Linked DNA regions of Mus musculus: regions 1 and 3 are each linked to region 2. Evidence: chromatin loops called from intact Hi-C (ENCODE). Cell type or tissue: left cerebral cortex. All regions are shown on one strand.

Region 1 (8,000 bases), 270 kb before region 2:
TAATGGCCTCTCTGTGGAGTACACTGCCCTAAAGTAACCCTTCCCAGACTCTGTACGTGGAAGTGGTTGGTTCTCTCCAGTCTTTATGTGAGTTCAGGATATAGAATTCTGGGCACCAGACTAGGACCACAAGCACCATAACTGGCTGAACTATAGTGATAGCCCTAAGTTCAACATTACTTTGTATCCAACTCAGTTTCCTTCCATTAATACTGTTCTTTATGATCATATTTTGTTTCTTTTGTGTTTGCTTGGGGATGGGGCAGGAGAAAAAGGGATCATGTTAGAGCCTATAGCTTTTCTCACAGAAGTCAACATTGAGTATCTTCCTCAAATGCATCAATGCATGTGTGTGTGTATCTTTTGGCTTTTTGAAACGAGGCTCCTCTATGTACCACTAGATGCCCTGGAACAACTCATTCTATAGACCAGTGTCACCAATATAGACGTGGTAGAACCTGGGAGACTGGGGCTTATAAACAAGGCAGACTAAAGTCTTATGCAATAGCCAACTTTATTTGGAATTTCAACAATTTATATGAGGATTAAGAAAGAAATCACATGAGTTAAGTTCTCATGAATTTAAACTGTAAATGATCACAAGGAAGAGCCACATGTGGCAAAAACATGGTTTTCCCATCGAGGCATGGAAAGGATAGTTTAAATATTTAATTGAACAACAACAAGCAATACTGAAAAATTGACATAAACTCATTCCTATCTGCTATATCTGGGAGGAGCATGGAAACAGACTCCAGAAACAATTCCATGTTTTGAAGAAACTGAGGTCACAAGGTCTTGTTTTTCTTGAAGTGTTCTCACCTGTACTCAGAATTCTCCTCACAAGATTCTATTCCTGGACTGGGTTCCAAGAGACCAGGTTACTTTCAAACTCAGATCTGCTTGTCTCTGTCTCCCAAGTGCTGGGACTAAAGGCATGAGCCACCACTGCCCTGACTAGCCAGCTTTTACCTTAGAGATAGAGTCTCCCACTAAACTGGGAGCTTGCCAATTAGGTTAGGTTGCCTGGCCAGCAAGCCCTAGGGACCATCCTGTCTTTCTGCTTTGGGATTATAGTCACGTGCTTCTGAATCCAGATCTTTTTCATGGGCTCTAGGGAATCTGAACTCAGGTTCTCATGCTTGCAAACCTAGCATTTTACCCAGTGAACCATCTCCTCAGAATTCATTCTGAGTACACACTGTGCGTGCATGTGTGCGTGCGTGTGTGTCTTATAGTATGACATCAGTTTAGGGGAGAGGAAAAAAATAATTTTCTTCATTTTTATGATTCCTTATTTAGGACAGACCCCTGTAACAAAACCACATCAACAAGAGAACAATAACCCAAACAGTGGCATAGCCCTTTAATCTCGGCACTCAGGAGACAAGAGGCAGGCAGATCTCTTTGAGTTAAAGCCCAGCCGAGGCTACATAGTGAGCTCTGTCTCAGTAAATAAGAGAAAAACAGACAGAAAATTGAGAGCTTCTCCAAGGAATGAACAGCTCTCCAGAAGCTGGCTTAGGATACAAGTCGCCTTCAAAGGATAGTCAGTTTTTAGAGACATGACAAGGCATAAGGTGGCAAAGAAGAGTTTGAGTTCTTAGGGCTGGAAACCAAGAGAAGGCAAATAATATATGGCAGGAGAAAGGCTCCGGGGTCAGGCTTGTTATGTGAATTTCTTACTGGTGAAAGTTTGTGAAATCCCAGCACACAAGAGGTAGAAAGGGTTACTTGAGATTCTGTTTGAAAAAACAAAGATCTGTGGAAAAACCAAAACTACAAGATATTGACAGGTCTCAGCTGACTAGAAGTGAGAACACCTTGTTCTATAACATAGCACAGCTCTTCCTACATCTGGAGGAGAAGCCTGGCTCTTTAGACTGCCCAGGGCAGAGGAAGGCAGAAGCTGGAAACAAAGAGCTGACTGGTTTTGAAGTTATGCTCTTTGGGAAGGTTGAAGCATAGGGGACATCGTTCTCGGATCTGCTAACAGAGGCATGTCACCAGCTCCCTTTCCTATGAAGGTCAACCAGAAAATTTAGTTTCACCTCTGGTAGCACGCAGCTTCCGATGGGGATTCCCCATTGAGTTGGCATGCTGTCCATCCATCCAGCCCAGTAGCTCAGGCCAAACTAATGGCTTCCTAGGAATTTTACTTAAGATGTCTAAAATTGCCTTTGGTGATAAACCCACATCCCTCAGGTAGAGAAGGGAGGATCCCTTTGTCCTTGTGTGTATGTTTATTTTTATTTATGTGTTTGTGTGTGTTCTGGTGCCCTGGAAGGTCAGAGGAGGGTGACAGTTCCCCTGGCACTGCTGGCACAGGCAGTTGTAAGCCTCAGAAACAGAACTCAGTAGCACTCTTAGCCACTGAGTCATTTCTCCAGTGCTTAAAATTTTGTTATGCTTACAAGTGTGCCAGAGGAAGGTCCGGTGGAATAAATAGCAGGAAGTGCTCTTAACTACTGAGCCATGTCTCCAGCACCCCCACTCTCCCATACACACTCAGTGTTTTGTTTTTAGGCAATTGGAGGAAAGTAGACAGCATTTCTTGTTTTTGTGTCTTCTCTAGTGTCTTCAACTTGGAAACAGACCGTATGTGAGAGGCCACTTTGGTGTTCTAATTTTATTCGTATGGACGTGGGTCCCGTGTTTTGCTCCTCTTACTTCACAATACCCCATCTCTCTTCCTTTTCTTATCACGCAGCTGAGTCCCTGGAACAAAGTGCTCACTTTAGAAATGTTTGCGGCCGGTTTGCCTGGTTTAGACTGAGATTGGCCACGTGCATTCTCTACAAGCTCGCGATTTTGGGGACTGTAGAGGGCACTTGTGAAGAAGGATGCATCTTCAGGAGAGGCGGGAAAGGAGAGCTGAGGTGGCCCTCAACCTGCGCCTTGGATGTGGGCTTCTGGGACCAGAGTGTACTTCGGGGGCACAGAGGACCAGGATTAGATAACACAAAATCGGCGAGCCTGGGGAGCAAAGGACCTGGGTGGGACGAGTGGGCGTGGTCGTGTGCTCTGGGGCGTGGTCTGGGCGGGGCGAAAGCGCGCAGACGCATAGAGCAGGGTCTGCTGGCGGACCCGCGGTCAGTCTGCAGCTGCGGGAGGCCATGGGGCGCTTCGCCGCTGCATTGGTGGGCTCACTGTTCTGGCTGGGGCTGCTGCTATGTGGTCTGGGCAGTCTGGCGAGCGCCGAGCCCCGGGCCCCGCCGAACAGGATCGGTAGGTGCGGGGGATACAGAGGCGCGGCGATGCCTAGGTCGGTCTTCCCAGGGCTGGGTGGAGATCGGGGTCCGGAGACCGGGCCGTGCGCTCCGAGTCTGGAGGAGTGCCACTGGAGGCGTGTGCTAGCCAGGGACTCGGTATCCGTGCAGCTCCAGCCTGGGAGGCCCTCGGCTCTAGCAGCTGAACGCCCTCAAGAGCCCGCCTCTAGCTGTCCCTGGAGCTAAGTCTGTTTGTCCGGCCGATTGGGGCACGCAGACTCTGCACTGGGACCAGTCTCTCTTCCCCTACCTCCAGATCCCCTCCCCCGAGAAGGACTGGGACCGCCTCCCCGCACCTGCGCTCTGCTTACTGCAACTGCTGCAGCTAGCTGGAGAACCCGGTCTCTTCGTGGCTTTGGTTGCCTCGGGTTTTCATTCCTGGGTGTCTATTCCCATCTGAAGCTGTGTCTTTCGGGATCGTTAATGGTGTTGGGGCCATAGAGAGACAAAGAACAAAGCTGGGCGAAGATGGCGTCTGCTTTATTTAAAATGCGTGCTGGAGGGGCCCATTCATACTTCCCCAGGAATTGGGCACAGCAGGGTCCCTGGGTCCGGTGGTGCCTCCACAAAGACCTGGGAGAACCTTTGGGCATCTTTTGACCAACTGTCAGTTTGTAACTTCATCTATAGCACCTGTCTAGGTTCAGGGAGTCTGTCTTTAAAGAGAACCCCTTCCCTCAGGTTTCCCCAAGCTGTTAGTTTTAGTCTTGAGTAATGGCTATTATTGGTTAATGGCTTTTCAAAAACAAAAGCAACACTGATAGGAGGGGAAACAAACGGTTCCTCTTTTCCTTTCCCCCCCTCCGTATAGCAATAGTCGGTGCTGGAATCGGTGGTACTTCCTCCGCCTATTATCTAAGGAAGAAATTTGGGAAGGACGTGAAGATTGACGTGTTTGAGAGAGAAGAGGTCGGGGGCCGTTTGGCCACTTTGAAGGTGCAAGGTCATGACTACGAGGCAGGGGGTTCAGTCATTCACCCCCTAAATTTGCACATGAAGCGATTTGTCAAAGAGCTGGGTATGTGATTTCATAGCACTAAGCAACACTATGTGTGACTGGCCGTATGTGTTTTCCTAACACAGAGAACTGATGTTTCTGCCTTGTCTTCTACAGAGAAGTTGGTGAAACTGTTTCTCTTGCTGTGGGGTTTAGCAGTTGGTCCCAGCTTAGCATCGAGCCACTCTCCTGTAATGAGACTCTAAGCTATCTGTGTGGCATCAGCTCTCTGGAATTACAGCCATGGGGTTGAGTGAGGGTGGCTGTTGCTGTTAATTCTTTAAAAAAAAAATTAAAAAAAATTTTTTTAAAAGTTATATTTTAGCTATTTATTTTGTATAACTGTGGGGTGGGGGTGTTGGTCTGAGTGCCACAGGGTGTGTATGGAGGTCAGAGGACAATTGATCCAGTCAGTTCTTTTTCTTCTACTGTGTGGGTCTCAGGAATTGAACCCAGGTGCAGTCCATTTGGGGCTGAGCCATGTTGCAGCCCCCTGTTGTCAGTTCTTAAACTTCAGGCTTTGGGTTGAGAAATCAGAGTGCTTTGAGCTAGCAGAGTGTTTTTAGCTCATTCTGCTGCTGAGAAAATGAGATCCATGGGCTTCCAACACTTGGCTTGAAGTCGTTCAGACAGGGTTCAGACATGTACTCACGGGGACACATGACTGACACGTTGTCGGCAGAGGAGCGGGCCATGTTCGGGGAAGGCTGGCAGGCCTGTGCAAGCCTTCTCTTAGGGAATATTGTGTAACTCTGGCCGTTTCCCATTTACCTGAGTTTCCCAGTTTTGCAAAGTTGAGGCTTGCGTAGGATGGGACCTCTCTTACTCCTCGGGTGCCCTTCCCAGCCCTGGCAGAGGCTTTCTTCTCCATGACTGAGACTAGTGGGTTTAGTTTGGTACAGGTATGAGATTTTCTGACCCATCTCCTGCTGTGTCAGTTTGTGGATCGAGCAGTCAGTCCTGTGTCCACACTGTTCTAAAAATAGAACTCTAATGTGTTTCCTGAGACCTGGGAATGGCCCCTAAGTCACTCAGTCCAGAAAGTCCCTAACAGGTCTCCCAAATTCCCTTTTCATTGGACCAGTGTAGAAATCACTGGCCTACCTTTCCTCTAGCTTTGTCTTGTTTTGTATCATTTCAAGATTTATTTATTTATTTTTAAAATTATGTATCTGTGTGTGTGGGGGGGGGGTGGGTGGGTGGTGGTGGGGGGATATATCCATGCAAGAGTTACAGGTGGTTGTGAGCCGCCTGACATGGGTACTCGGAACTGAACCCAGGTCCTCTATAAGAGCAGCAAGGGCCCTTAACCACAGAGCCGTGTCTGGAGCCCCTCCCTCTGTTTTGGCAGGTCTCTCCAGTGTTCCCGCTTCAGGTGGCCTGGTGGGCGTGTACAATGGAAAGTCTCTGGTGTTTGAGGAGAGCAGCTGGTTTGTAATCAACGTGATTAAGCTGGTGTGGCGCTATGGGTTTCAGTCCCTCAGAATGCACATGTGGGTAGAAGACTTGTTGGACAAGTTCATGAGGTAACTATTCAGCCTCTGGTGGATCTAAGATCTGTCGGCCCGGGAGCGTGACAGGGTTAGTCTCCTGCACCAGCTCTACCTCATCACCACCTCATTAGGCAAAACGTTTTCGCAGACATCATACAGATCATCATCCTACTTGGGATCTGAATATATCATACGTGTTTGCTTCTAAATTGTACTTGGCGAGGGCTGAGATGTGGCTCAGTGGTAGGACACTTGCCTGGCACGCCCGACCATCTCATTTAAGGAGTTGACTTTGTGTAGAATCTCAGAGTGTCTGGCAACACTAAAGAAACATGGGCAAAGCATGATTCGGAAGTTTAGTCTGAACAACGACAATGACCACCAAAAAAAAAAAAAAAAAAAAAAAAAAAAAGCATGAGTTCTCATGGCAGTCAGTCGGCTCGGCAGCCTTCTGCACATGGGGAGAATGGAGATGTCCAGGCTTTAAGTGTGGAAAGCCACCCACCTAGGAAATGCCAAAGCTGGAGCTGCCTCCCAGGCTGACTGGAGACTCAGTCTCAGTGCCTGCCTCGTGCTGGTGAGTGAGATCCTGAGCACAAGAGCTTGGAGGAAAGGTAAACTGAGGTGAAGTGTGGCTTTGGGGTTTGGTGTGCGTGCACTTCTCTGTAGGTGTATCCATCCATTTGCCTCTGTGTATGTGAGTGCACACAGGAGTCGGCATACAGTATTTTCCTCAGCCATGTCTTTATCTTCTTCAGCCATGTCTTTATCTTCTCTGTGTGTGTGTGTGTGTGTGTGTGTGTGTGTGTGTGTGTGTGTACAAGTGCATATGCACACACAGGGGAGTGAACTTAGGTCTCTAGACTTGCATAGCCGACACTGTTAGCCCACTGAGCCATCTCCACTGAACCTAGAGTGAGGCCTTTTTGTAAAATTTTTTAAGTTTTTTTTTTTTTAAATTTATGTGTATGTGTGTGAGCCCATGTGTATAAATTTGCACAAGTGTGTGCAGGAGCCCCCAGAGGCCAGAAGAGGGCATCAGATCACCTATAATTGAAATTGTGAATTTCAGGCTGGCCAACCTCCTGAATGTTGGAATTATAGGCATAAGTTTTATGTGGTGCTGGGGGTGGGGGTAGGGGTGTCAGTCCCAGGATTTTGTGTTTGCAAGGTGAGCACTCTGTCAGCTGAGCTATATCCCCAAGATATGCACATCTCTTTGAAAATGTCCCATTGAACATATTTAAGAGCACAGATGTCTTGAGGTAGAAGGCAGAGGGGAGGGCAGAGGGCTGAGATTAAACTGTGCCTCCCTTGTCTGGTAGGAACTCATCAAAAGGAAACATGGAATTCAATTCATGATTTAAAAAAAAATTGTGTGCACTTTAGTCTGTATGTATGTCCACGATCACATGCACACCTAGTGTCCAAAGAGGTCAGAAGAAGGCATCAGATCTCTTGGAAAAAGAGTTAACAGCCGGGCGTGGTGGCGCACGCCTTTAATCCCAGCACTTGGGAGGCAGAGGCAGGTGGATTTCTGAGTTCGAGGCCAGCCTGGTCTACAAAGTGAGTTCCAGGACAGCCAGGGCTACACACAGAGAAACCCTGTCTCAAAAAACCAAAAAAAAAAAAAAAAAAAAAAAAAAAGAAAGAAAAAAAAGTTAACAGATGATGTGAGTTTCCATGTGGATGCTGGGAACAGAACCTAGTCCTAAATCAGGTGGTGGAGGCACAAACCTTTAATCCCAGCACTTGGGAGGCAGAGGCAGAGGCAGGATCTCTGCGTTTCAGGCCAGTCTAGTTAGTCTACAGAGGGAGTTCTAGAACATCCTGGACTGTTCAGAGAAACTCTGTCTCAAGCAGAACCAAACAAGAACCCAAGTTCTCTGCAAGAGCAGCAAGTGCTCTTAACTGCTGAGCCATATCTAGCCCCATTATCATTGTCATTATCATTATTAGTATTAGGTAGAATTTCACTGTGTATCCCAGGGTGTCCTACAATTTGCAAAGCCTGGTATCAGTTTCATCTTCTGATGCTGTTTGTAGCTCCATGTCCTGAGTGGCGTTTAATAGCCATTTCTCTTTTTTGCAAGGATCTACCGTTACCAGTCCCATGACTATGCCTTTAGCAGTGTAGAAAAGTTGATGCACGCCATCGGAGGGGATGACTACGTCAGACTGCTTAACCAAACTCTCCGTGAAAACCTGAAGAAAGCAGGCTTCTCCGAGACGTTTCTCAAC
Region 2 (8,000 bases):
CTTGAAGTTTGATCTGGGAGGCTGGACAGAGACCGTTGCTCCAGGCTTCAGACTATGTCCACCTTGCCTTTGAGATATGAAGGCCCCCTCCCTGAGAGGGGATTCCTGCTCATCTGCCCAAACCCATCACAGGATACACCCAACAGCTATTAGCTCGATACCATTCACACATGGAACTAAGAGGGAGTGGGTCCCTCCTTAAGATTTCATCTGTGTCACTCAGGGGACTCCAGAATGGAATCTAGTACCCTCACAATGTATGGAAGTGTGTGTGTTTGTGTGTGTGTGTGTGTGTGTGTGTGTGTGTGTGTGTGTGTGTGTGTGTGTGTGTGCATTTGCCACAGCATGGGTGGCTTATAAAAAATAAGCTGTGCTTTCTAACAGTTTTGGAGGATACCACCCCAAAATCAAGGGGGCAGTATGGCTGTTTGTTTCCCACAAATGCTCTAAAGAGGATCCTTCTTTTCCTGTCGAGTGGCCTTGGGAATTCCCTGGCACTATCCTGGTCTCTGCCTGCAACCACACCTGCCTTCTCCCCCCTAGGTCTGGAGGGATATGTGTCTCCCCAGAGTGGTCTCTTGTGCTGCACTGTGTATTATAGACACTGCCTGCTAGATTAGAGCCACATCTGTCCTGCTTGGCTTTGCTCTACCCAACTGCATCTGCTAGGACTCTATTTGAAAGCCAGGCCATAAGTTGAAGCCGTTCAGACTTGAATGTACATTTTGAAGGGGAAACAAGTCAGCTTTGAACAGTATGAAAAACAGATTTTCTGTTCTTAGCATGGCAGGCTTACCTCTCCCTGGCACCACTGTCTTCTCTTCAGTCAGGAGGGCTTACCCAACTCTCTACACAGTCCTTGACAAGTGGCTCTCTCAGCTAGCTAAGAAGAGGACCCAGGAAGACTGCAGGGAGTCAATCTACATTTCAAAGAAGGCTTTTTTTTTGTTTTGTTTTTTTGTTTTTTTCGAGACAGGGTTTCTCTATATAGCCCTGGCTGTCCCAGAACTCACTTTGTAGACCAGGCTGGCCTCAAACTCAGAAATCCGCCTGCCTCTGCCTCCCAAGTGCTAGGATTAAAGGCGTGCACCACCACGCCCAGCTCAAAGAAGGCTTTTTAAATCAGCTGTCAACAAAGCAGATTGCCTGGCAGAGGTGGCTAGGCCTTTAATCCTAGCACTCAGGAGGCAGAGACAGTAAAATCTCTGAGTTCAAGCCCAGCCTGGTCTATAGAGCAAGTTCTGGAATGGCCAGGGCTACACAGAGAAACCATATCTCAAAAAGAAGACAAGACTCAGAGATCAAGACTAGAGAGGTTAAGAGAATTTTCTGCTTAGTTCAGTTCCTAGCACCCAGATCTCTAGCACCAAGGTCCGGGGACTCACAGTGGCCTTGAACTCCAGCTTGAGGTTCCATCACCCTCTTCTGGTCTCTGCCCACACATCTGCACTCACACATGTACATGAAACTAAATAATAGAGTCTTAAAACAAAACACAGACTTCATTGAGAGTTAAACAAATGGAATAAATGATACATAGTAGATGAAGATGAAATTTTAAATTTGGCAAAAGGCAGCAGGGAAAATATTTTTTAAAAAGACCTTCCAGGATTTGGGCATCTCATCCCTCCTCTCGTGAGTGCAGACAGAATGCAGAGAATTCTGGGTATCGGTCTCCATCCTACTGTTGGGAAGACACAGACAAGGGCATTTTGGGTGGCAATGTCCAACACTTTTGAGAACAGTAGGAGTCTATTCTGGGTAGCCACATCCACCCTGCCTCTGAACGATTCAGAGTGCATTCTGGGTAGCAACACTCATCACCCTGAGAAGACTCCGTGTTTGTGAAGCTCTTCTCACACCTCAGCCTCCTTCATACCCCAGAACTCCCAGCCGTGACTAGAAGATTGGGGGCTACAGTTGTCCCAAGATGCTCACTTTCTGTCTCTCAGGTTGGGTCTAGCTTTTCCCGAAACCCAATGACTGATAACCTTCCTCTTGCTCCAGATGACCCACTCCAGCCCACAGTGACTCAGATAGGAGCTTGTAGTCATGGGTGTCTTTCCTGTCACGGAAGAAAGAGACAGTGGTCTCATTGTTTGGATGACACAGTCTTCTGGGTGGGAATATGCTGGGGTTTTTGTTGTTTGTTTGTTTGTTTTGTTTTTTGTTTGTTTTTGAACCCAGAGGCTTTGGGGATAAGAGCAGGAGGTCACGGGTGGCCCTGGGTATTTATTTGAAAGCCATTGGGATAATTGTGAATCATTCTTTAGTGACTCACTCTTGTTATTGTGAGAGAGAAGTTTGTCTTGACCACCCCCCACCCCCACCCCCAGCTCCCAGTTCTCGTCTCAGTTGTGACAAGATACACCAGTTCTTCCAAAAACAATGGTTCATAGCTGTGTGTAAACTGGTATCACCTTGCCTGGGAACCTTCATTCTCAAGGAGCAAGCAGTGGGAGGCACCCAAGACAGAAATGCTCAAGGAAGTCTTGGAGAAGTCTAGACAGCTCACCATGAACTTCTCAGAATGTGTTCAGACAGTTGGCCTCCTCCCAGAGACCCCTCTGCTACCCCAGGGAAAAATCTACCCGGAAAGCACAAGGGGCTCCCTCAGATGAGGGCAGCCACCCCAATCAGACCTCAGGACCAACTGTCATGTCTTACCAAAATAGGCGTTAAAAGCCGTGATAAGGGGAAGGCTTGTAATGACAGCCTGAGCCTCCTTTCATCCAAATCTCTAGAATCTCCTAGACACACTAATTACCCCTCCCTGCCCTGGGAGGAGGAGGAGCCTGCGCTTGTTACCCTGGCAGGACATCTCAGCTCCCTAAGAACCAACACTGACCTAAACCCAGGAATGGCATGGGGTCCACCCTCAACCCTGTCAGTGTGGTTCTTATGAAGGTTCCTTATCCCGAATTCACTATGTTAAAAATGACAGAACTGGGGTTGGCAAGATGGCCCAGTGGATAAAGGCACTTTGCCTCCAAACCTAACCACCTGAGTCTTATCTCCAGGACTCACGTGGTGGAGAGAGCCAGCAGGTTGCCCTCTGGCCTCCACACATGCAGCAAGGCACGTGCTCCCTGCCCCAAAGAAAGTTCAGTAACTTTTTTTTTTCCTTTTAATGGAAGAAATAAGGGCTGGAGAAACAGTTCAGCAGTTAGACTCTCGCTCTGCGATCATGGGGATAGGGGTTTGGATCTCAGCACCTACATAAAAGCTAGGCATCCCCCCAAAAGCCTGAACCCCAGTTCTGAGTGAGGCTGGAGGATGGCTGGGGTTCACTGGCTTCCAGCCTAGCTGAGGTTCAGAGAGCCCATGCCTCACAGGGACAGGCAGACAATGTCCCCAGGAACTCACAGGTGCCTCTTCCAGCCTCCCAGAATGTACAGGCACACACACCACATATACTCAGACACTTAGGTACCATGAACACACAAATAAGTAAAATAGAATTAAAAAAAAAAACGACAAATGGGGTAAATGGTAATATGTAGTAGTGCCCTGTGAGTTGCCAGTCATTGAAGATGTGGTGTGAGGGTGCCATCTGCCTCAGGAGAGCTGTGCTCCCAATTTGCAGGTCAGCTGCTTGGCATTGTGGGGTAGGAGGGAGACTGCTCAGCCCACAGGCTGCTAGCCGGAGCTCCTATACATGTAAAAACATCTAGCCACAGATTTCAGGACTCTCTACAGAGTAGAATGTGAGGTGGCATAGAATGGTGAGTAGAATGGGGAATATAACAAAATTCCTGTCCCTGGAACCCATCCTACCTTCCTGGACAGCCCTTGGGCTGTGACACCATGAGCCTCACTTCCTGGACAGTGGTGCTTGCCCAGGCTTAGTTGAGATTTCTGAGGACTTGACAGCATGGGAGGAACAACATTGGTTGTCCTAGATTAATACGTTATCCTGTTGAAACCCCGCAGTGGTTTCTGAGATCTGTCTAGGAAAGCCAACTTGTTCTAACCTCAGTCTGGTCAGGGACAATGACAGTCACTTAAAAATATTGAGGGGCAGGATGGGGGGTGACAACTAGGACGGGAAGTCTTTTCTTTCTTTGCTATTGAAAAGATTGACAGTAATGTGTGGTGGGCAGAACCCTGCAGGCCGGCCTGTGAATAAACTTGTTCTTGGGGCTTCCACACTCATTTCAAGGTCACTGGGAGGAGGCAGTTCCAAAGGGGGCTGTGTTATATAGGAGGGTCAGGCAAAGGGTAGGTTAATAGCACACAGAAACACAGGCTGTGTGCGACCCAGCATGGTGTCCTGAGCCTAGCAGGTGGGCTTGACTAGGTAATTAAGGCCAGATCCAAAAGATATCTTTGCAAGGCATGTGACGTGAGAGGTGTGTGGAAATTAGCATTTCTTTGGGGACATTTCTGCATGGATGGGTGAGTGTGCCCCCTGGAGGCAGTGCAGTGAGTTCTCCAAGGACACGGCTGTTTCCCTCATACATGGTAGCAAAGTTTGTCCCATTCACTGGGCATGAGAGTTAATTTTACCCATTATGTCAATTTTCTGCAAGACAAATTGCTGTCGAATATTCTGTGTAGCTAGTGAGAATTGAAGATGGAAGGCAAGATTTTTCAAAAATCCTTTTGTGGTTCATATGCAGGGTTGGGCCAGGCTTGAACAGATGCAATTTAATGCTCGACAGGACTCCCAGACTCCTTTTTTCTTTTAAGTCTTTGTTGATGTACACCCAGGGGTGCTTGTGGCATGATAATAACAATAACTAACACACATTTCCTGTTCCACTCTATTCTGTGAGCTCAGAACAGCCCAGTGTGTTTGGTATAGTAGAATCCCAGTGAGATGGGAACCATTGTTAGCCTTGCTTTACAGGGGAGACAGTGGTTGGTCTGGTAATATTCATAGATAGGAGAAGAATTTTGCAGGGCCAGAGCAAGAGGCCATGCCAGAAAACCCCACCACCCACAGTGGGAGAGAAAAAAACTGCCACAGTGACCTCCAACAGTCTCTCAGAAGCAAGCCCAGTGTCAGGGACACGGCCAACCTACGTGATGTGGGGACCATCACGAGTAGTATTCTCAAATGCAATCCGTGGGGGAAAATGTATCCAAGGGTTGGGTCACCCTGGTTGTCATGAGAGGCATTTGTGTGACCCTCCAGGAAGGAGCAAGAGAAGGGCAGTGACAACAGAGTCGGGGGCGACCCAACACTGCTTCTCATCTGTGCAGTCACCCATCCTCAGCCAGCACCAGGGAGCTCTAGATGGCTCACCATGAAGACTGTGACCAGGATCCAGAGCCACTGCTACCTTTGGATCATGGTAGTGACTCCTGGTATGTGTAGATCAATATCATAAGATCAATATAATCAGCAGGCTCTGAGCTTTCTTTGCCAATTGACTGTCCTACATCAGAGAAGGCAGGGGCAGACATTGTCTTATCTCCCTACAACAAAGCACTTCCCCAGCAAGCAGCAAGCATGTGGTCAAGCTTTGGAAAGACTCACTCCCTTCTCCTTAACTCCCAGAGTGTGACCTGGCCTCCTCCAGGGCTTTGGGCATCTGTGGGGTCTCTGCACAGGGCCCCCCATGTTCTGATTCTATTTCTCTGTTGTACAGAAGAAGAAGCTAAGGCCTGACCCAGGCGACCTAAGTGCTCATCCCATACCAGAGATGCCTCTGGAGACTGGCTCCTGTGTAATGGTTTGCACCTTGTCTAGATTGAGCTAAAGCCATTGGGGTGGCTGTCCTCAAGTGGGTACCCGGTAATGTGTGGTACTCAGGTGTGTTCTGAGGTGAGTGAGGAAGCCCAAAGTTTTCAGTTAGTCCTTTTGCTAGTGAGGAAAAAAAGAGAGCTTAGCTGGAAGCTACTGAGTTAAAAAAGAAAACACACACACACACACACACACACACACACACACACACACACACACACACACACCAGAAAGCAAGGAGCTGCTGCCATCTGGTGGGGATCTTGGGGAGTGGTAGTGAATTGAATTGGGGAGGGGCTGGGCTACTTACCTGGTCCTTCCATTTTTCTGTTTCCTCTCTTTCTTCTTTTCCTTCTTTTCTTCATGTCTGTCTCCCTCCCTCCCTCCCTCCCTCCCTCCCTCCCTCCCTCCCTCCCTTTCTTCCTTCTTTTATAACTGCTCCACAGCCATTTGAAAGAAATGTGCATTCTGATTTATAGACTATTTGCATATCTATTAAGCCAATATGTTTTTATTGTTAATGAAACCTGCTATATTCACACACAGGTGTGTTTACCTATTAATGTATACTTTTATCTACTTGGTGTAGGGATAAAAAGGCATAAAATCTCTCATCTAAAGTTGTGATTTCTCTTCTTTTCTTTACATTCTCATTTAGTTTACCTTCATTACAAAAAAAAAAAAACCCATTTAAAAAAAAAAAAACAAACATTTATTTTGTGGGTAGGAGCGCCACAGTGTATATGTGGAGATCAGAGGACAACTTGTAGGAACCTGTTCTCTCTCTCACCACATGGGTTCCGAGGGATAGAACTCAGTTCATCAGTCTCAGAGGCTCTGCCCACTGAGCCCCTAAGCCCCCCTTCTCTCTCGCTCTGGTGGTGCATGCCTTTAATCTCAGCACTCGGGAGGCAGAGGCAGATGGATTTCTGAGTTCAAGGCCAGCCTGGTCTACAGAGTGAGTTCCAGGACAGTCAAGGCTACACAGAGAAACCCTGTCTCAAAAATCCAAAAATAGAAAAAAATTTCCTTTCTCAATGAGAAATTTATCATGTTTTACCTCCATTTTCCTCCAAGTTATCATTTCTGTTTATTCTAATAACTATTCTGAAAGTGTCTGCATTTGGTTTGTGAATGAAACATTAGACTTAGTTGTACATTTAATTGCTCACTAACTAGTTTTAATTGCTGGGTTGTTAATACTGATTTTTTTCATTATGTGAGTTCTAGTTGCTGGTGTTCATAAGTGGCCCTGGGACCCAAGTCTAGACATACCTTATGATTTCCTCATTCATGATCAACTGCCTGTGTCCTGCTTTAAGACATGGTGGATATTTTAATCAAAGGTTGCAGTAAGATGCCTGAAGACTCTGGCTCCTCCCTTGCACTGGACACGCCCCTTCACTTTTATATTTTTAGTCAGTAGGGCGCACCTCTGTTTCCATCCAGTAACTACAGGGGGAAGCATGAGGAGGAAGCGGTCCCTGTCTCCATCTTTAGATGGTTTATTATTTTTAAGTCATGTGTGTGGGTACAGGCATGAATACAGGTACCCACAGCGGCCAGGGAAGGATGTCAGATCCCCTGGAGGTGCCTGATGTGGGTGCTGGGAACCAAATGTGAGTCCTCTGGAGGAGGAGCAAATGCTTAGTCACACAGCCATCACTCTAGTCCTGCTGTCACCATCTTAAACCACAGCAAGCTCTACAAAGTGGAGTGGCGCATGACCATTGACCCTGAACTAATCAATGACCGTAGCTATGGGAACAGGAGCCCAGCCCCCCCCCCCCCCCCCGTGCTACCTGCTCAGGGTGACTTCAGCATAGGAGCACTTGGCAGCTTGGAACAGGAGGGCGTGGTCCATAGGAGCCCATGGATGGGGAACTTCAGGATATCCAGATGGGAACACAGGAAGAAGGGACTCTGGCTGTGGGTGCCGGGTGTGGAATAGACCTGCCTGCAGCAGAGGCTTGGGCTGAGGACAGAGGTAACTTTTGTGGAGCATGACTTGGGGTCCTGGGACCATGGATGTAGTGGAAAGAGCAAGGCTTCTTTCTGTTTGAATCTGGGCTTTACCAGATGTGAATTTTGAGACCTAGGAAGTCCCCTTGTTCAGAGCCCATGGCCTCATCTGTAAACTATAGCAGACTCACCCTTGGGCTTACAGTGCTAAGATGAGATGCTATGCTCAGATAGTACCTGGCTTATGTGTGTGGATGTTCAATAAGGGCTGGGCATCCCCGCCCCTGGTGTGTGTGTGTGTGTGCGTGTGCACATGAGTGTGCACATGTGTAGTTTGGAGGTTGAC
Region 3 (8,000 bases), 64 kb before region 2:
AATTACAGTGTGACAGCGTGGGGTCTGCTTCGAGTTAAAGGGACTGGGGGAGCACAGCTGTCAACAGCAGCCTGGAGGAATCACTTCTGCTCTCATTTTCACTGAATTAAACCACCTCGCCATCAGAGAGCTCAACCACAAGAAATCCAACAGTCGGGTTTTTTTTGTTTTTTTTTTCCACAGTCAGTCCTCCAAACCACATCCCCAACCCCAGAGATGGGACTAATATGTTGACCACAAGTGAAGTGCCTTCCACATTTGCACTCCTTGGTCTTTAATAAGGTTGGCCCTCCTAGGACAGTGGCTCTTTGCACCGTTCTTTCTTCGTCTGTTAAATGGGAACAGGATGGCTCCTTCATGAAGTGAGCGTGCAAGCCAAGTGGGTGAACGAACTGGAGCCGCTTGGTCACACCACACAAGCATCCGCAGGGTTCTACTTGGTAATACTATTCTGAGGGGAGGTGCGGGGAGGGAAAGAAACATTTGGATGGGGAATAACCTGCAGGCTTCCCACCGGCTGCGAATTTCACAGCTTTAAATTATGAAGCTTTCATATATGAAGTGAAAGCCGACCATAGAATACACCCAAAAGGCAGCTCTAACAATAAGTGAGGAAATCTGCCCATAACTCACTTCAGGTGAGGGCAAAGCTGGGAACATCTCAACGTGTCCCCTCCTGCAGCAGAAGGAGCCTTTTTAATGCAGGATTGCCAGAGAACTGTGGATGCTTCCTCACTGTGACAGGCTGCTACTCTGGGCACATTTTAGGGAGGGGAGTTATAAACACCTTCTGGGGTCTATTGTCAATAGCGGGGGGTGGGGGGGGTGGGGGACGATTGCAAACATCTTACTTTCTAAGGCTTTAATTATTAATAGTTAATTAGAACCAGGTTCTCAGTTTCAAACTCGCTATATATGGCTGAGGGTAGTAGTATGATTCTATTGTTTCTACCTTCTGAGCACTGGGGTCACGAGCCCGGCGGGGAATCCTACCCAGGGTTTGGTGCCTGAAATACTCTGGCCACTGACTTACAGCTTCAGCCCTCTTACAGGGTTTTAAATGCTGAAAACATCAGACAGAAAGATTCACAAGGCGGCAGCAGTGACTGGGACACCCGGGTACTTCAGTCCACTCTGTCAAACAGACTCTGCACCAGGTAGCTGAGAGTAGCAACACACACTTGCGAGCTTCGAGCTTCGCAGCGGCCGTTCCTCCCACCACCCAGACACCAGGGGATTAGAGGGGGACGATTGTCCCCTCCCCCACTCGCGTTTATGTCCAAGAACCAACTCTGAGGAAACTGGTTATACTCAGGTGTTACTCCCGCCTCCTCTGACAGGGACACCAAGACTCCCATGTAAGCTCATTAACAGGACAATTAATCCGCACCAAAAAAAAAATTAAAAAATTAAAAGAAAATAAAATCACAAACCCACCCAACACCTAGGAGAGCTTCAAGTCGAAGGCTAAGGGTACGGATGCGCAACGCATGCTCCCGCCCCCAGGGACTCGAAAGGGGCTCAGGCCAGGGCCACCTAGGGGTCGCACTGGGACAACCTGCGCTTAGGCGGCTTTGAAGAAGCCCGGCTCGGCGACCAGCAGGTAGGCAGGAGGGCGTGGGCACCGGCGAGCCGACGACGCGCAGAGTAAAGTTCAGGCCGGATCTCACCTCCCGGCGGCCACCTCGCTAAGACTGTCCCCCACTTCACAGTTCTTGGTGACTCCCGGTGGCTCGCACGCTCCCACCCACTCCAAACACCCGCCTCTCTTCTGTTCTCCCAAGCGGACTCAAGAGAAACGCAGAGATCAGGCTGGAGCGGCCCGGGAACATCGGGTGTTGCCTACATACCCAGCGCTAGCAGAGCGAGCTGTCCGGTCGCGGGGACCATCTTCCGAGCGCAGGGTGCTGCAGCCACCGCGCTCCCTGCGGTTGGCGAGTAGCCGCGCGCCGCCGCGGTGTGCGCGGGGGAAAAAGGCGCAGGCGACAGGGCCGGCCCCCCGGCGCGCGGGCGGAGGGACGACCGCGCCTCCCGGTGGCACTGGCCGGCGCGCTGCCCGCGGCGGAAACGGGAAAGAGGTGGAGGTTCCCGCCACCTCTCTGCCTTAGGCGACCGGGGAGAGGCGGACCACCCTCCCGCGATGGGGCGCCCCCGAAGGCGCAGGGGTGGGGACTGGAAGCCGGGGGCGGGGACCTGCGCCCCGATCGCGACAGCCAGTCACCACCCTGGGCCAAGGGCCAGGCAGGAAGCGCCTGGCTTCAGACACCTCCCTGCAGTGCTTGCGCCCAGGGTCGCCGCCCGAGTCCCCTGCGTAGTAGCCGCGTCCAGGCTGTAGGCGGCGGAGCGGAGTCGCTCAGGATCCAGTCACCTGTGCTAGGGGCTTCTCCAAGACACGCTTGAGCAGGAGACTGGAGACCCAGGAGCTTGGCCAGTTACCTGGCAAGGTCTGACTCAAGAAAAGCGCTCTCTTCATAGTCAGCCAAACACTCATTAAAGTCGAATTTCCACCTGTGTCCCCATCCTTGCTGGCCCCACTCTGAGTCTCCAGATACATTGTGAAGATCAGGGAATCTCTGTGTACCATGAACTTAATCTCGCATCAACCCTACTGTTCCACTGCTTCGGGGAAGCAGGAGCCGGAACAAGAGCTGGCTTTGTTACAATTAAGTGCAGAACTAAGGAGAAGCTGGTGGTGGGGGTCAGCTAGATGGCCCATTCAGGGGTTGTGTCTTTGAGATGGCCCCTGAATATGAACTATGAGAGGGAAACACAAGAAGGGAAGACTTCTTTTGGATAGAGAATGAATGGCCTGTGGGAGTTTGGGGATGTGTGTGTGTGCACATCCATAGGGGACAGTAACTCCAGAGAGACCACGACTAGGCATAGAGTAATCAGACTGACCCCTCTCCTGCTTCCTGCTGCCTAGCTGCTCGAGAGAAGACCCACTCTCCTAGCAGGTGGGGCGTTGGTCGGGTGTGTTGGACTTGGGATTCTCTTGCTGTCTCTTTAGCTGGATGCTCAAAGTTTCAGAGTTGAAAATTCCAGTTTATTGTAAGAACAAAGGACCTCGTCGATTCCAAAAGAAGGCCCAAGCGATTGGCCCTAATGTGTGGGTACTGTGTTAATTAACCAGCTTTCTGTTGCTGAGACAAAATGCACGCGGTAAGCAACTTAAAAGGAGATTTGGTTTTCTGTTCTAGTTCATGCTCCCTTGGCCAGTCTTGTAGCTTTGGGTCTGTGAAGGGGAAGGACACAATAGTGGGGAGCATGCGTCTCAGCTCAAAAGCAGGGGAGTGGGTCCCAATATCCCCTCCAAGGGTACACTCCCAGTGTTCTAACTTCCTCCAATAGGGCCCCACCTACTGAAGTCTCCACCATCTCTCTCTAGCGCCACCCACTGGGGGCCCAACCAAGCAGCAAAATGAGCTTTTAGGGGAGGAAAAAAAAACCCCTCCCAAACCAAAAAAACCAAACAAGCCAAACAACAACAAACAACAAACAACAAAATGGCGTTAAGTCCAAGCATCCTTTTGTCTTAATTGATTGATTAATGTTTTTGGAGACAGGATCTCACTATGTAGTCTCATCTGGCTTTGAACTCACAGAAATCTACCTGATTCTACCTCCAGAGTGACAAGATTTGAGACCTGTAGAGCCACACCAAGCTCCAAGTTCCCCCCCCCCCTTTTTTTTTTGAAAAAAAAAAAAGTTTATATTGCTTGTATAAGTTTTTTGATGGTATATGGTACATGTGTGTCTGGAGTCTGATCCTCCAGAACTATATAGGACCTGCTCCTCTGGCTCCTGACCCCCTGGAGCTGGTAACATATGATTACATACTACCAAGTGCTGGGAGCTGCTGCAAGATAACACGGGCTCTCACCCACCGAGCCATCTCTCCAGTCCCACCATAAGAGGAACAGTTAAGACCTGCACCATAACAGATGGGATGGTCCAATACAAAGCGGTGTGAGTTTATATAGAAAGCCATCCCTTCCCTACACTGACTAGAAACTATTGTACTTCCTTCTTTATGCTTGTGACTGGCTAGTGAGGGTCCCCAGACAGTCATTTTCTCCATCCATTGCATAGAACTTTCCTATGGCCTTCAGCACGAGGGCTCACTTCCTTCAGTTTGACCTGGTCCTGTCCTGGGGCTTGCCTGTTCCCTTGGCTACAAGAGGCAAGGAATCAGGGCTGGGGACTGGAACACGTGCAGAGCAGCGGCTGAGGTTGGCTGCCAGCTGTCTGGGAATCAGATGTCCTGGTCCTCTGCCCACTGCCCACACACTGTTGAGGCTGGCAGAACCAAGCAAGTGGGCTGGTCCCCTGAAGGGCTAGAAAATATTTTAATCAGAAGATAATTTGTGGGGCTGTAGAGATGGCTCAGAGGTTAAGAGCAGTTGCTACTTTTGCAGAGGACTAAATATGTACAGTGGGAATTCTAGTACTCAACGTGGTGGTTCAAAACCATCCATAACTCCAGTTCCAGGAAACCCGGTGCCCTCTTCTGACCTCAATGGGCACTAAGCATACGCATGATACACGTACACACATACAGGTAAACACCCACATATTTTGCCAGCTTGCAAACTAGAAAGTACACAACTCCAAGTACATTCTTTCTTTCTGTCTCCACCTCTTCCTCCACTCTGTCCCTGCCTCACTGCCTCCCCCTCACACCTTCTTCTCTTCCCCTCTCTGTCTGTCTATCTTTTTTAGGGTGGGCCTTGTTATATAGCTGGGAACTTTCTATTCTCCTGCCCGGGCCTCTTCATTGCTGGAACAACAGAAGTGTGCCACCACACCTGGTTTAGAACATGCCCTAATACTTGAAAATCATTTGTTGTTCCCCAAGATTTTCTTGAACTGGTATAATATGGTTTTAGAACATTCCAGCTTTTTAAAAAAAAAACCTTTTATGTGCATATGTGTGGCGTGCTTATGCGTATATGCATGTTTGTATGTATGGGTGCCTGTGCACAAATGTGCACACATGCAGAGGCCAGAGGTTGAATCATCCTCATCTTTCCTTCTACCTCATTCATTCATTAAGGCAAGGTCTCTCAATCAAGCCCAGAGCTCACTGATCGGGCTGGTCTGCTAGCCATCTTCCTCTATGATCCCCTGTCTCTTCTTCCCAAGGCTGAAATTTTGGGAGAGCTATTACTCCACCCAGTATTTATGTGGATTCTGGGGCTCTGGACTCCAGTTCTCATGCTTGCATGCCAAGCACTGTAACCACTGAGCCGTCTCTCCAGATACCTTCCAGTTTCTTCTAGCGAATAGATCATCAGGTTTGGGAAGCAAATAGCAAGAGTGATGTTGAAAGCTAAGTTTGTTCCATGATCTCTCTGCTCCACTGCCTCAGTTTCCCACATTTTATTAAAGATAAGACTTATTGGGACTGTAGGAGAACTAGATGCCAGAGTTTGTCTACTTGACAGTGTTTCATCTGAACAAAGCTGGCTATTAAAGTTCCCTTGGTGGGCTTGCCTCTCCATTCCATGTTCCCCACTCTTCCCTGGCTTAATCATTCCATGTCAATTTCCTTGCTCACGGGTACACATACATGCATGCCCACACCTCCACGCCTACACACATCTATCTGCATGTGCACACGTACACACTGATATGTTTCAGCTATACAAAATCCATTGCTGTCTGAGCTGAGTAAGTCCCAGTGGTGTCCTTGGGTCTGCGAGGAGACTCAAGGTACCCTCCTTCCCCTGCATTCCTGAGACTCTTTCCCTGTGTGCACGCAGAGCTCTCTTTACAAGAATATCCCCTGGATCGAGCAAGGGGGATTCACTCTGCAGAGCCAATCATGCGCATCCCTGAGCAAACAAGAGGACACTGGCAGCACTGGGGCAGAGAACACCAGTCTCAGCCCAGGTGACTTTCATCCAAATTCTGAGGGTGTGTTTAGCGGGGTCTTCACCCACTTCCCCAGTCTCCCCTCATTCCTGATTACGGGGTGTCACAGGTCCTAGTGCTTTCATCTGGCATTCAGCCAGCCAAGCTGGCCTTGGGTAAACAGTCCCAGAAGTTTCTAGAAGGTCTTGAGGAGGAAATACAGCCATGGGTGTGAGAGGGAAGATAGCACCCATAAACCAGTCTCAGAGCCAGTGGCCTGCTGGCTTCAGCACGTACAGGACCTTCACTTAGGAAGCAACACATGGCAAGGGGGGAGAGGGGAATAGAGAGGCACCTGCCAGATGGTAAAGGTTAGAAGTCATTGGTCATGGGGGACCCGTTTGGAAGACTCTGGTAATTGAGTTTTGGCGGAATGAGGAGATTCTACCATGACAAGGGATTTAGGGAGAGAAATGGATGCAGAGGGGGCGGATTGTCTAAGCTTCAACCCCATGGAAGCCCAGCTGTCAGTGTGTCCCCTGCTCTAGGGGAGGGCATAGAAGGGCATGTATGCTGGGCTTGTTTTGAGTCTTCCTTGCTGTGGGGAGCTCTGCCTTTAGGCACCTGGGTGGCTTTCATTGCCGGTGCTGTTCAGTGCTGATGTGACTCCTGCTTCCAACTAATGCCTGGTGTGCTGGCTGACCTCAGATGTGGAGACTGGACATATGAATTATCCCAAATCCTTCCATCCTAGACTACAATGTCCCCAAAGCCTGGGTGGAAGCTTGGTGTCAATGAACCTGTAGTGGTACACGCTGGTCAAGGCACTGGTTTAGAAGCTCGTGGACCTTGAAACACTACTAGTTGTCACAGCAGGGGCATTGTCATCTAACTCAGCTTGGGAACTTCTTAGGGGCCTGGATGCAACACAGACAAACCTACTCTGGGCTCAGCACATCATGTGGCAGTCCCCTCCCCCACCCCCACATGTTCAGAAGCAGGAGAGTAGTTCAGCTGGGCATCCAGTTATGGGTCCATTCTCTTTGCTGATGTGCCCTAGTAGTCTTGAATTCACTGTTACACTTTTCTGGAGAGTGGGAAGATGGCCTCTGGAATTCTTAGCCATTCCTATGGAAAAGTCCCAAATCTACTACCTGGAAACCCTTAAGCAGGTTCAGCTCGTGATGCTGACAGAAACAGTGATGCTCAGAAGTAAGAGGGTGGGGTAGTGGAGGGAGAAAGAAGGCAGGGGAGGTGGCTCAGTCATCAGAGCGCTTGCTATGGAAGTTTGAAGACCTAGAATCCATCCCTAGATAATGTACACACACACACACACACATGCACACACGCATACATGCACATTACAGGCATGCACCTGTAACTCCAGCACAGTGGAGAAAAGAGAGCGCTGGGTCCCTGGGACTCTCCAGTGTAGTCTACTTGTCAAGTTCTAAGCCAATGAGAGATGCAGTTAACAAATGAACAGCACCTCAGGAACCAAGGTTGTCCTGTGGTTGCCTCACACAGTTATGCACATGGGCACACACACACACACACACACACACACACACACACACACACCTAAAGATAAAGGACAGAAAAATCAAGGCAAATGGGACTTGCTCATCACTACCCGATGAACTCAATAAATTCTCCCTAAGGTCAAAGGAAAGGGGAAATGAAAAACAGGACAGATAAGACAGACAACAGTCAAAATATTTTTAACAGGATGCTCAGGAAGACAGCAGAGGGTGACAAAGGAGACTCTGGTCTTCTGTCCCAAACCAGAGGTAGCAGGAAGGAGGGAGGAGATATATCTCACATCTCCATGGAGATGGAGACTTCGTTCAGAGAGACTGCAAATATCAGGACATATCTGTACTGACAGGCAAGTGTGTCCTCACAGCCAACTTTCAAATTGCATGAGGAGCATGTGGGAAGCAAGGACAGAGTGGCGCCTATGGCACTGACCAAAAGCTGCGAGAGGAGAGATCAGACACCAGAGGGATCAGGTCAGCTGGAGAGAAGGCTTAGCAGCCTTCTAATTGATGATGAGAGCCCAGGGATGGTCAGCGTCCCTGTGGTAGGAGTCTGTGCAGGCAATGGCTTCTTCACTGTGTCCGCTCCTGTTTGTAATACAGCTT

The links. A loop is a pair of places that touch in the nucleus more often than their neighbours do. Peaks named below come from ENCODE experiments on the same cell type or tissue, not always from the same donor. Only the 100,000 strongest peaks of a DNase experiment are listed, where the experiment ranks them.
Region 1: a loop joins it to region 2, with 5 times the contacts of the local background. A loop is called at or near these places in 8 of 42 quality-filtered maps.
Region 3: it touches region 2 in a loop (2.1-fold over the local background); 4 of 42 quality-filtered maps call a loop at or near these places.

What each region holds. Positions count from the first base shown.
Region 1 is chr6:86,392,201-86,400,200 of GRCm38, reverse strand. It overlaps Pcyox1 (prenylcysteine oxidase 1), which reads left to right and starts at 3,051. Exons shown (of 6, transcript NM_025823.4): 1 at 3,051-3,228; 2 at 4,081-4,287; 3 at 5,618-5,792; 4 at 7,853-8,000. The coding sequence starts at 3,117. In left cerebral cortex, a CTCF peak has its summit at 6,798 (motif pointing right); DNase peaks (open chromatin) are centred at 4,916, 6,032, 6,291, 6,890 and 2 more places; H3K4me3 peaks cover 2,126 bases; H3K27ac peaks cover 1,833 bases.
Region 2 is chr6:86,125,061-86,133,060 of GRCm38, reverse strand. It overlaps the pseudogene Gm19596. Among named protein-coding and RNA genes, the nearest start is that of Tgfa, 66 kb to the left of the region's middle. In left cerebral cortex, CTCF peaks have their summits at 4,421 (motif pointing left) and 5,959 (motif pointing left); DNase peaks (open chromatin) are centred at 5,700, 5,907, 7,064, 7,239 and 4 more places.
Region 3 is chr6:86,189,396-86,197,395 of GRCm38, reverse strand. Tgfa (transforming growth factor alpha) reads right to left here and starts at 2,174. Exons shown (of 6, transcript NM_031199.5): 1 at 1,851-2,174. The coding sequence starts at 1,890. In left cerebral cortex, CTCF peaks have their summits at 1,525, 2,319 and 3,399 (motif pointing left); DNase peaks (open chromatin) are centred at 1,970, 2,232, 3,379, 4,245 and 2 more places; H3K4me3 peaks cover 2,356 bases; H3K27ac peaks cover 1,710 bases.